Regions from separate parts of the Homo sapiens genome. Here region 2 is linked to region 1. Evidence: chromatin contacts called from ENCODE Hi-C or POLR2A ChIA-PET data. All regions are on one chromosome and are shown on one strand. Each heading gives the region's core, a stretch centred on a gene start or an enhancer-like site at or near the end of the contact. The rest is flanking DNA. Distances are from core to core; before and after follow the strand shown.

Region 1 (5,242 bases), core at 2,033-4,532:
AATTTTGTTGTGAGTGGAGTGAAGGAAAGAAACAGTAAACAATATAATGTGACAGTAAATGGGGCTGGGGAGGGAGCTGCTTAGGGTGGTTAGGAAGGACCTCTCTGACCAGGTGACCTTTAGGCTGAGATCTGACAGCTAAGAAAGAGTCAGCGAAGGGACCAGCCATGGGGAGTGTGTCTGGATATTAGTTATCCCCATTGGCATATGCTTGAGTAGTGGATAAGTATTGCCTTGAGGCCACAAACATCAATTTTTTTTTTTTTTAGATGGAGTCTTGCTCTGTTGCCCAGGCTGGAGTGCAATGGCGCGATCTCGGCTCACTGCAATCTCCACTTCCTGGGTTCAAGCAATTCTCCTGCCTCAGCCTCCCTAGTAGCTGGGATTACAGGCGCCCGCCACCATGCCCAGCTAATTTTTTGTATTTTTACTAGAGATGGGGTTTCACCATGTTTGCCAGGCTAGTCTTGAACTCCTGACCTCAAGTGATCTGCCCGCCTTGGCTTCCCAAAGTGCTGGGATTACAGGCGTGAGCCACCGTGCCCGGCAACATCAAATATTTATTGAGGGAGTGCCTCCTAAAGGTACAGAGCTCTGCCTTGCCATTCTGATCTCATCCTGAAGGGGGATCAAATCCATGCAGGCAGAGTCAGGAAGAGGGAAGGGCCACGGAGGCAGGAAACAAGACACTTAGTCTTAGGGGGCCTGGGAATGCCAGTCAATTCATGCTCCTTCCTCTGATGGCTGAATCTGGAACCACTTGGTATTTCTGAGTCCACAGAGCTTGGTGGAAAGCCTGGGATCCGAGTCTGGTGGGGATCAGGGCCTAGTTCACCGTGATCCTGTGCAAGCCGCTCCATGTGCCTTCTGATTTGTAAAAGAGGAGAGAATACTCTGTCTACCACTGGGGTTTATCATTTTGATCAAAAGAGTTGATGTTTGCTTTGGTGTTGTACAGATGTAGGATATTGTTAATAAGGAGTCCAGATAAGGATGTCGTTCCACCCATTTCCCTTGGTAAATCACTGGAATAACTTGGGTCAGCAAGGATAAGGTGGACACCTTAGAGGTTGGTAAAAATAGAATCTTGCAGCCTCCACTGGAAAGAAGTCCCTTTTAAGGTTTACCTACTTTCCTCCCATCAAGGCTGGAAGCATGAAATGGAGACCAGGTGCTCCCCATTATGTAAACCATATTCCTTCATCTACCTAGACTCTCTTAGGTCCTGCCAGCCTTGTCTTCTTACACTTATATGATCTTCCTCTAATATTTTCCTTTTTTGTTGTTGTTGTTGCTAAATTTCATGTGGGTGGTTCGGGGAAAGGGTAGACTTGCACTCCTCCCCACTAATCAGTGGGATTTTAGGAAGGCTTTGAAAATGGGAAGGATCCTCCCCTCAGATCCTATCACCTTTGGAATGGGAACATGCCCACATTTCCAGAGCGAACAGACACTGGAGTCCTCTCTTCTCAAAGGTGGCGAACCGTCCTGGAGTGACGTGGGGTGTTCTGGCCTGCGAGGAGATGGCTGCCCGCAGAACCTGCCCGCTGGAGGGCGCTGCAGAGGTCTGGCTCCGTGCTTTCAGATGTGTTCGGCCAGGGGCTCCAGGGGCTCCTTCTGAAAGCAGAGAAGCCCCCAGAGGTTGAGAGGGGAGATAAGACGTGAGCCTTTTCAGCTGTGATGTGGTGAGGAGTCAGGGAGGCCGTGAGCACTGTGGGGCCAGAAGTGTTGGCTTCTGTCAGAAACTCGGCCCAGCCTGACCGCTGCCTCCTGGCCCTGTCATTTCCCCTCCATCACGCGCTTCCTTCTGGAAGCCGGAAGCAGGAGGTGGGAAGCTGCGGAGGTAGTGACAAAATCATGGTGTAACAAGAAGCTCCTAGGGCCGAAGTGACTGGAGAGGTGGCCACATACTATGAGAAACACCAGCGCACCGGCAGGGCCTGGGGAGTTCTGAGCTCTCCCGGGCTGTGTGAAGCCGCAGCCAGCCCACTTTTTTCTCAGTATGGCAGTGCCATCTGACCTGGCCCAGCCCATCTTGTTCGGGTCATGGTTCGTCTTCCTGGGCATTCTGATGCATTCCCACTTCATATTTGCACTGGGATTTCAGTTTACTAAGCATTCCACACCCATTACTGCTTTCAATCCCTTCAACAACACTGAGAATAGGTGGGCAGGTATTTTTATCTCTATGTGAATAATAACACATGGGGACTCAGAAAAATTAAAGGCCCCAGGAGAGAAGGCTAGTGAGGGGCAGTGACGCTTAGGGACAAACAACTGGTTCTCCTGCCTCCTGCCTGAGGACTCCTGCCTGAGGAGAATATAGTAACAAAAGCCTCTGTCTTGCAATTGCAGCCATTAACACATCTCTTTCATACCCACTACTCACTGGACTGTTAACTCCTTGAAGACAGAAACTCTGTGTGTGTGTGTGTGTGTGTGTGTGTGTGTATTTAATGGGAGCAGTACTTTCTTGAGGCATAATTACATGAAAATACACTAATGATGCATTTGATATATATATAGCCATCACCCAAGATAAAGATATGGAACATTTCCACCACCCCTGAAGGTTTCCTCGTGCCCCTTTTCAATCCATCCTTCTACCCCAGAGGCAAACAGTGCCCTAATTTCTATCACCTGTGATGCGTTTTGCCTGTTCTTGGACTTCATCTGTATGGAGTCATAGTTTGCACAGAGACTGAATCCCCAGAGCACGACACAGCCTGGCACATGGCAGGTATACAATGCCAAAGAAAGCCTGGTTCTTAAACTACCTGTGAGAGAGAGTTCGTCCCACCGGGAAACTGAGGCGGTGGGCGGTTAGTGACCTGCCAAAGGCACGAGTGTATGATGTGGTGGATCCCGGACTCCAGCCAGCCTAATTCCGAACCCAAGGCCTCCTCCGGGCCCCCAGCCCTCCCTGGGCACTTCCTCCAGGGCTCCGGGTGGAGCGGGTCTGACGATCCCGGACGAACAGCGCCCCCTGCTGCCGGCCCAGGCCCCAGGCCCTCCTCTCCTTTGGGGGGGGATGTGACAGGATGACACAGGCCTTGCGCCCAGCGCAGTGACGGGCACAGGGCAGGGACTTGTGGGATAAAAGTCACCTGCCCTTTTATTTTCCTCGGAAAAGAGCTTTTCCTAAACTTTGGGGGCTTTCTATCTCCAGAATTAACAGACAAAGGGAGAAGAGGTCTTTTTGGTGGAGCGCTGCTGCCCCCATGCGGGTGGATGGCGACACTACCGAAGAGCAGGCGATCAAGCCTGGTATTTTTGGGTTTCAGGTTCTGCGGCTCCCTGAGACCAGCAGATTCCTGGTCTCCGGGTCCCTGGGTCCCGGACGTGTCCATCAAGGCGTCCATTAGGGCCATCACCTAATGGACAAGCATCAGGGTAAGGGGGGAGGTGCTATTGGGGGGGGGTCCCTCAGAGAATCAGCCCTAGCTCTGTGTGGGGGCAAATACGGCCTCCCCACCTCCTTCCCTCCCAGGAGACACTGGCCTGAGCATAAGTCTCGAGGGTCTGCCCTGTACTAAGCAAGCGCTTAATCAGGTGAGATCAAGGTCTGATCTTGGCTGGTTTGGAGGGGCAGCAGAGGTGCGGTGAGGGAGGCGGCTCAGCGGTGGGGCCAGCAGCACCTCCCCAGCCTGCTTGCGGGCCCGGTGCAAGTCACCGAGGGGCCGGCAGCCCCTCCCAGCCTGGCATGTTGGCCTTGCTGCACCTGCGGTTGGGGGGTGGTGTAACGGCCCAGCCTGCTCCCCTCGGCACGTGGCCTGGGGCGATGCTATCTCTAACTCAGTATTTTAAACTCTTCTTTCCAGAGGATGTGGCTTCTGCGGGAGAGCTTCAAAGGGTGCCCTACTTGCCCCTCTTGGTAACCATGACGTCATGGAAATGGGAGGGGACCGCCCCAGCCCCCAAACACCTGGAGGGAAGTGGGAGACTTTTTCCACTTCCTGTTCTACTTGTGGCTACTGACTCAATGTCTGACCTGTTTATTAATTGCAAAATATAGCTCTATGTGTGCTACCCAGAGAGGCCTCAGGCCTGTGTGTCTCTGTGTGAAAGGAGGCCTGCACTCCCCACCCCTCGCCGCGTTGCCCAGGTGGCCTTGACACAGACGCAGGGCGCTGGTGGTCCTGCAGCCTTCCGGCAGCCAGAATGACAGCACTGGGTCTCCATGTGCTTGCTCCCCCAGACTCATCCCAGTCAGAAGCTCGTCTTCCCACACATGGCTCACGGAGGTAGATGGGTTTTAGAGTAGGACTCATGGAGAAACTGAGGCGAACCCACATAAAGTGACTGTTGGCTCTGGACCTCAGTGTGGTCACACAGTGAGGTCAGACTCCCAGGTACCCTGCGTGATTTACCACAGTCCCTGTCCTCCAGGCTTTGTTGGATAGATGTGTGCCTGCCTGGGGGCTGCCCTGAGCAAGGGGCCACCACTCAGGCTTTCCTTGTTCTGAAGTTCTTGACAAGTTACTTTAGCTCTTGGCAAAACTGTGAAGCATTGACTCACCTGACCACTTCCTCTACTAATCCCCACTTTCCTTTCTCCTGTACTCCCCACTCCTCACACTCAGCTCCCCCCACCCAGAGCCTAACTGCAGGAGTCATTCACTTATTCATTTAACGGCATCTGTTGTGTGCCAGGCACTGTTCTAGTTCCTGGGGACACATTGATGACAAGGGACATTCCCATCCCACAGAGCACACAGGCCAGGGGACTTCCACACTAGGATGGTACCTGATAATAAGGTGCTATAGGCCTGTCTGTATACGTGATCCCAGGGGAGTTGAATTTTATGTTTGGACCTAAAAAATAAGCAACTCCTTAAGACTCAGATGGCTGCCCCCAGTGAGGGTAGCAGCAGAGGGGTTGCTCTGTCAGAGCTGAAGACCTCACCAGGATGCTCCTGAAGCACGTGCTTGCATAGCCTGCCCTTTCTCCTGAGTGGCTGTGACTCCAGTTGCACTCAGAGGTCAAGTCTTCAAGTGAAGTTTCAGAGAGTCCTCTAGAATCTTAGGGCTGGGGCCACAAGAGCTCATTTAGTCCATTCTTCTGCCTTTGGGACTGGCCTGTGCTTAAGTCTTTTGGGAGAGTAGGGCATGTGTCCAGAGAAGTCCCTTCTACAACTGGCCTTAGTAACATGTTCCCTGCTGGGATGTCGGCCTGAGGTTGGGTCCAGGCTGGTAGAGCTGCAGCTGCAGCTGCAGCCCAAGGCCTTGGCTCGCAGGGTCT
Region 2 (5,242 bases), core at 1,327-3,826, 260 kb before region 1:
TGGGCACCCTAGCAATAGCAGCACTGCCAAGAGGACTTGTAATCACCTCTTATCCCTGCAAAGAATGAGAAAGGGGAGGGGCAGCCAGGAAGGAGATTAACAAACTTTGTTGGAGCCTTTCGTCTAGGCTATAGACTGAAGGATGACAGAGGCTTTCTTTCTTTTTAATCTAGTCTGCTTACATCTTCCCCCAGGTAATTCATGTAGATAATTCCTGTCCAAAAGCAAGGTCTAAGGTGGCATCGGTGGCTCACGCCTGTAATCCCATCACTTTGGGAGGCAGAAGCAGGTGGATCAGTTGAGGCCAGGAGTTCAAGACCGGCCTGGCCAACATGGCAAAACCTCGTCTCTACTAGAAATACAAAAATTAGGCTGGGCACAATGGCTCATGCCTGTAATCCTAGCACTTTGGGAGGCCGAGGTGGGCGGATTGCCTGAGTTTAGGAGTTTAAGACCATCCTGGTCAATGTGGTGAAACCCCGACTCTACTAAAAACAAAAAAGATTAGCTGGGCGTGGTGGTGTGCACCTGTAATCCCAGCTACTCGGGAGGCTGAGGCAGGAGAATTGCTTGAACCCAGTAGGTGGAGGTTGCAGTGAGCCGAGATTGCACCACTGCACTCCAGCCTGGGCGACAGAGTAAGTGTCTGTCTCAAAATAAATAAAATAAAATAAAATAAAATAAAATAAAAATACCGAAATAAAAACACAAAAATTAGCCAGGTGTAATCCTAGTTACTCAGGAGGCTGATGCATGAGAATTGCTTGAACCAGGAGGTGGTGGAGGTTGCAGTGAGTCAAGATCGTGCCACTGCACTCCAGCCTGGGGGACAGAGTGAGACTCTGTCTCAAAAAAAGAAAATAAATAAAAAAAAAAAAAAATAAAAGGAAGGCCTAGAGACTAAGGCAGGCCAGGGGGATGGGGAGATGGAGAGATAGTATACTTGTGTGATTAAGAGTATATGAGCTCTGGAGGTTCCATGAGATAATGTGCTTAAGTCCTTAGCAGTGTGTCTGGCCCAGTAAGTGCTCAATAAGTGATAGCAATTATTATTACAGGAGCATTTTGGAGAAAAGGAGAGTCTCCTCCAGAAGGATTTCAGATCATTGTGAGCCTGTCTTGGGAGAAGCATGATCTCTGGGAACGCTCACACCAGAATCCTCCTCCTAGATTAAATTAAAAGTTTAAAGAGCTAGAATGGGAGGATGTATGGTAGAGATGTCTCCCAGAGATATTTAGATCTCTATTCTCTGGTTGTAGAATAACCAAAGAGGGTTAGAACAGATAGGAGAAGAAACAGACAGTTGGATTTCAGAATGGATAGGGTCTATTTCTGTTGGTAAAAGAGACTCAGAATACCAGATTTAAAGTAAATAATAAAGATAGCATAAACTATGTGATTTCCAAAAAGTGCTCAGCTTCCTCTGCCTGTTCTGGGCCTGTCTGTCCAACAGAATTCAGTGAAATCTGATTTCCTCATATTCTTTTTTAATTTTTTTTTTTTGAGATGGAGTCTTGCTGTGTTGCCCAGGCTGGAGTGCAGTGGCCTAATGTGGGTTCACTGCAAGCTCCGCCTCCCGGGTTCATGCCATTCTCCTCATTCTCCTGCCTCAGCCTCCCGAATAGCTGGGACTACAGGTGCCCGCCACCACGCCCGGCTAATTTTTATTTTTTTGTGTTTTTAGTAGAGACGGGGTTTCACCGTGTTAGCCAGGATGGTCTTGATCTCCTGACCTTGTGATCCGCCTGCCTCAGCCTCCCAAAGTGCTGGGATTACAGGCGTGAGCCACCGCGTCTGGCCTGATTTCCTCATATTTTTTAGGAAAGTGGAGTCAACTTATATTTGAGGAAGGCGTTTATAGGAATTTATGCTTATCCCAGAGATCTTGGTATGTTTTGTCAAGAATGAAAAGGCACGTGGGTCTGGTGGGGATGCAGTCAGATATTTGATCTCTTGACTGTGTTTCTTTTGAAGTAGTCTGAGGCTCAGACTTTGGGGCAGTGGCCCAGGCTTGGAGGCAACCCCCCAGTCTCTCTTTGCATGGGGAAGTGTGCAGAGTTCTCTTAGAACACCCAGTCACATGGTGTAGAGACTGCTCTTACACTTCCTGTAATCTCAGCATGGGAACAAGCCTTTGTGTCACACTGTGCAACCTTCCTCCCTTTCTTAAATGCTTGGGGTGAGAGAGAAGAGAGGCTAGGGTGGGGCATGGAGGACACAGAGAGAGAGAGTGCTGTGTATTCCTTCCCCGCTACTGTCCTGTCCTCAGCTAACTTGCTCTGGGACAGCTTCCCCAGGGCTACAGATACTGCACTCAGCTGACTGTCCTTTCTTCTGGGCCCCTGGTCCCAGAGCAGAGCTGACAAAGGAGATTCCTGAGAGAGCACCTTCTTATCACAGAAAGTGCTGAGCCAAGAGCTCCTAGCTGCCCCTTTTGCAGATGTGAAGGGCCAGTGAACCTTGGACCCAGATGGTTGCTTAATACTCCTTTCCCCCTCCCTCACTCCTTCCTTTGCGGGCTGCCTCACCTCCTCCACCCTTCTTGCTTAAATCCATAGGCATTTGTCTGGCCTTCCCTTTTACTGCTGGCTGGGAAGGAGGAGCATCAGACCACAGATCCTGGAAGGCACTTCTCTCCCTGACTGCTGCTCACACTGCCGTGAGAACCTGCTTATATCCAGGACCAAGGAGTGAGTGTGCGTTCCACCCTCTTCTCATCTCCACTTACCTTGCTAACCCTCCTCTTTGCTGCTGTGCAGTGTCTAATCGCTTCTTCTCCCGAGTGCCTCTCACCCTAACATCTCTCCATTGCTTGACTAGCCTCTCCCATTTTCCTCTCAGCTGTCTCCTGTTCGGTGTTTTCCAGCATGTGCTGCCTGGCTGCAGCTGTCTCCCTGCCTTGGCTCGGGGTGATATCTCTCCAGCAGCAACTCTGGGGTAGGGAGTGGCCATCAGCTGCCTCCAATCATCCCTAGGTTTTATGGTACATTGGATCGCCCTTCTCTCATTCATACTTTTTTGGGTGATTCAACGATGCTGATGTGAGGGATCGATAGCAGGAGGCTTAGAATACCAGAGAATGGGAAAGGAAAAGCAAGGAAAAGATAATAGCCTGTCTTCTTTCAGGGTGAAGTGGGTCTACTTGGGCTTTGCCAGGGCTGAAGACTCCAGCTAAGGGTTAAGGGATGCTCTTTGGGCAGGAGGATGGTTGTGGGTTTCCAGCAGGTTTCTGAAGCCTTTAGTTTTGGCAGACGTAGAGTCCTTGGGGAAAAGAGCAGTGTCATGAGACGCTCCCACAGATTAGCTGCTGGTAGGGTCAGTTCCTAATGTTGTACCTCAGCACAGGTGATCCCTGAAGCTGAAATTGGAGGGAAGACGGGTTTTGGATAAGGCTGAAAACTCGGGGTCAAGCCATTATAGTTATTTTCTGGGAGCCGCCACACTGCCCCCATGCCTGTCTTGTATTATAGCAGGCTCAGAGAGAACCAACATTTAGTGTTTTGTTTTTGATTTTGTTTTTTTTTTGAGACAGAGTTTTGCTCTTGTTGCCCAGGCTGGAGTGCAATGGCCCAGTCTTAGCTTACCGCAACCTCTGCCTCCCGGGCTCAAGTGATTCTCCTGCCTCAGCCTCCCAAGCAGCTGGGATTACAGGCATGTGCCACCACGCATGGCTAATTTTTGTATTTTTAGTAGAGACTGGGTTTCTAAATGTTGGTCAGGCTGGTCTCGAACTCCCGACTTTAGGTGATCTGCCCGCCTTGGCCTCCCAAAGTGCTGGGTTTACAGATGTGAGCCACAGCGCCCGGCCCAAGATTTAGTTCTCTATTTGGTGAGTCGGGTGGGCAGCAATGTCCTAATGATGAGAGACAGATCCTTTCTCTCTGGCGAATGAGTGCCTTCTCTTAAAAATTCAAGTTGGAGGCTGGGCAAGGTGGCTCACGCCTGTAATCCCAGCACTTTGGGAGGCCGAGGCGGGCGGATAACCTGAGGTCGGGAGTTTGAGACCATCCTGACCAACATGGAGAAACCCCATCTCTACTAAAAATACAAAATTAGCTGGGTGTGGTGGTGCATGCCTATAATCCCAGCTACTTGGGAGGCTGAGGCAGGAGAATCACTTGAACCCGGGAGGCGGAGGTTGCAGTGAGCTGAGATCGCGCCATTGCACTCCAGCCTGGGCAACAAGAGCAAAACTCCATCTCAAAAAAAAAAAAAAAAAATTAGCCACGCGTGGTGGCAGGTGCCTGTAATCCCAGCTACTTGGGAGGCTGAGGCAAGAGAAGCGCTTGAACCCGGGAGGCTGAGGTTGCAGTGAGCCGAGCCGAGATTGCACCACTGCACTCCAGCCTGGGCTACAGAGCGAGACTCTGTCAATAAATAAATAAATACATAGATAGATAGACAAATATTCAAGTTGGGGTTGTTTTGATGAGTGAGCTGGAGAAAAGGTTATTTGGAGGTCTCCGCATTGGTTGGTGAGCTGCCCGTATTACCCTGTGTTGGAGGCGGGTAGAGGTTCTATGTAATTGCCAACCACCTAATCTATAGCATCATCTTTCTTCCTTAAAGGGCAATGCCAGGAAGCTGGTGAAGGGTTTCCTCTCCTCCACCATGGTTGACAGCACTGAGTATGAAGTGGCCTCCCAGCCTGAGGTGGAAACCTCCCCTTTGGGTGATGGGGCCAGCCCAGGGCCGGAGCAGGTGAAGCTGAAGAAGGAGATCTCACTGCTTAACGGCGTGTGCCTGATTGTGGGGAACATGATCGGCTCGGGCATCTTTGTTTCCCCCAAGGGTGTGCTCATATACAGTGCCTCCTTTGGTCTCTCTCTGGTCATCTGGGCTGTCGGGGGCCTCTTCTCCGTCTTTGGGGCCCTTTGTTATGCGGAACTGGGCACCACCATTAAGAAATCTGGGGCCAGCTATGCCTATATCCTGGAGGCCTTTGGAGGATTCCTTGCTTTCATCAGACTCTGGACCTCCCTGCTCATCATTGAGCCCACCAGCCAGGCCATCATTGCCATCACCTTTGCCAACTACATGGTACAGCCTCTCTTCCCGAGCTGCTTCGCCCCTTATGCTGCCAGCCGCCTGCTGGCTGCTGCCTGCATTTGTAAGTGGGGCTGGGGTAGGAGGTGGTGGGTGGAGGGCTGGACAGAGGCTGGGATGTGAGTGCAGTCTGGGAGTAAGAAGGAGATAGAGAGGAATGTCTCTGACAACATATATATATATATATATAGTTAA

What was found. Hi-C counts contacts between places; a loop is a spot of excess contacts on that map. ChIA-PET counts read pairs that join two places held with the same protein, here RNA polymerase II (POLR2A). Pooled maps may share reads with other maps.
Region 2: a map of adrenal gland shows a loop between it and region 1 (4-fold over the local background). The contact joins the promoter of SLC7A7 here to the promoter of LINC02332 in region 1. A Hi-C loop is called at or near these places in 45 of 168 maps with a recorded cell type or tissue (B cell, CD4-positive, alpha-beta T cell, HCT116 and 27 more), 7 of 37 single-sample maps with no recorded cell type and 40 of 50 pooled maps. POLR2A ChIA-PET finds 5 or more read pairs at or near these places in 15 of 52 experiments (BJ, CD4-positive, alpha-beta memory T cell, GM10248 and 11 more).

Annotation. Positions count from the first base shown.
Region 1 is chr14:22,555,102-22,560,343 of GRCh38, reverse strand. It overlaps LINC02332 (long intergenic non-protein coding RNA 2332), which reads left to right and starts at 3,282. Exons shown (of 3, transcript NR_146543.1): 1 at 3,282-3,393; 2 at 3,491-3,552; 3 at 3,822-4,033. It overlaps LOC105370399 (a long non-coding RNA gene), which reads right to left and starts at 3,778. Exons shown (of 2, transcript XR_007064066.1): 1 at 2,778-3,778; 2 at 1-1,617. RefSeq lists enhancers at 2,677-2,886, 3,747-4,086, 4,137-4,236, 4,817-4,946 and a silencer at 3,587-3,636.
Region 2 is chr14:22,812,769-22,818,010 of GRCh38, reverse strand. It overlaps SLC7A7 (solute carrier family 7 member 7), which reads left to right and starts at 2,576. Exons shown (of 10, transcript NM_003982.4): 1 at 2,576-2,691; 2 at 4,571-5,111. The coding sequence starts at 4,613. RefSeq lists enhancers at 2,487-2,586, 2,775-3,281 and silencers at 4,589-4,648, 4,669-4,728.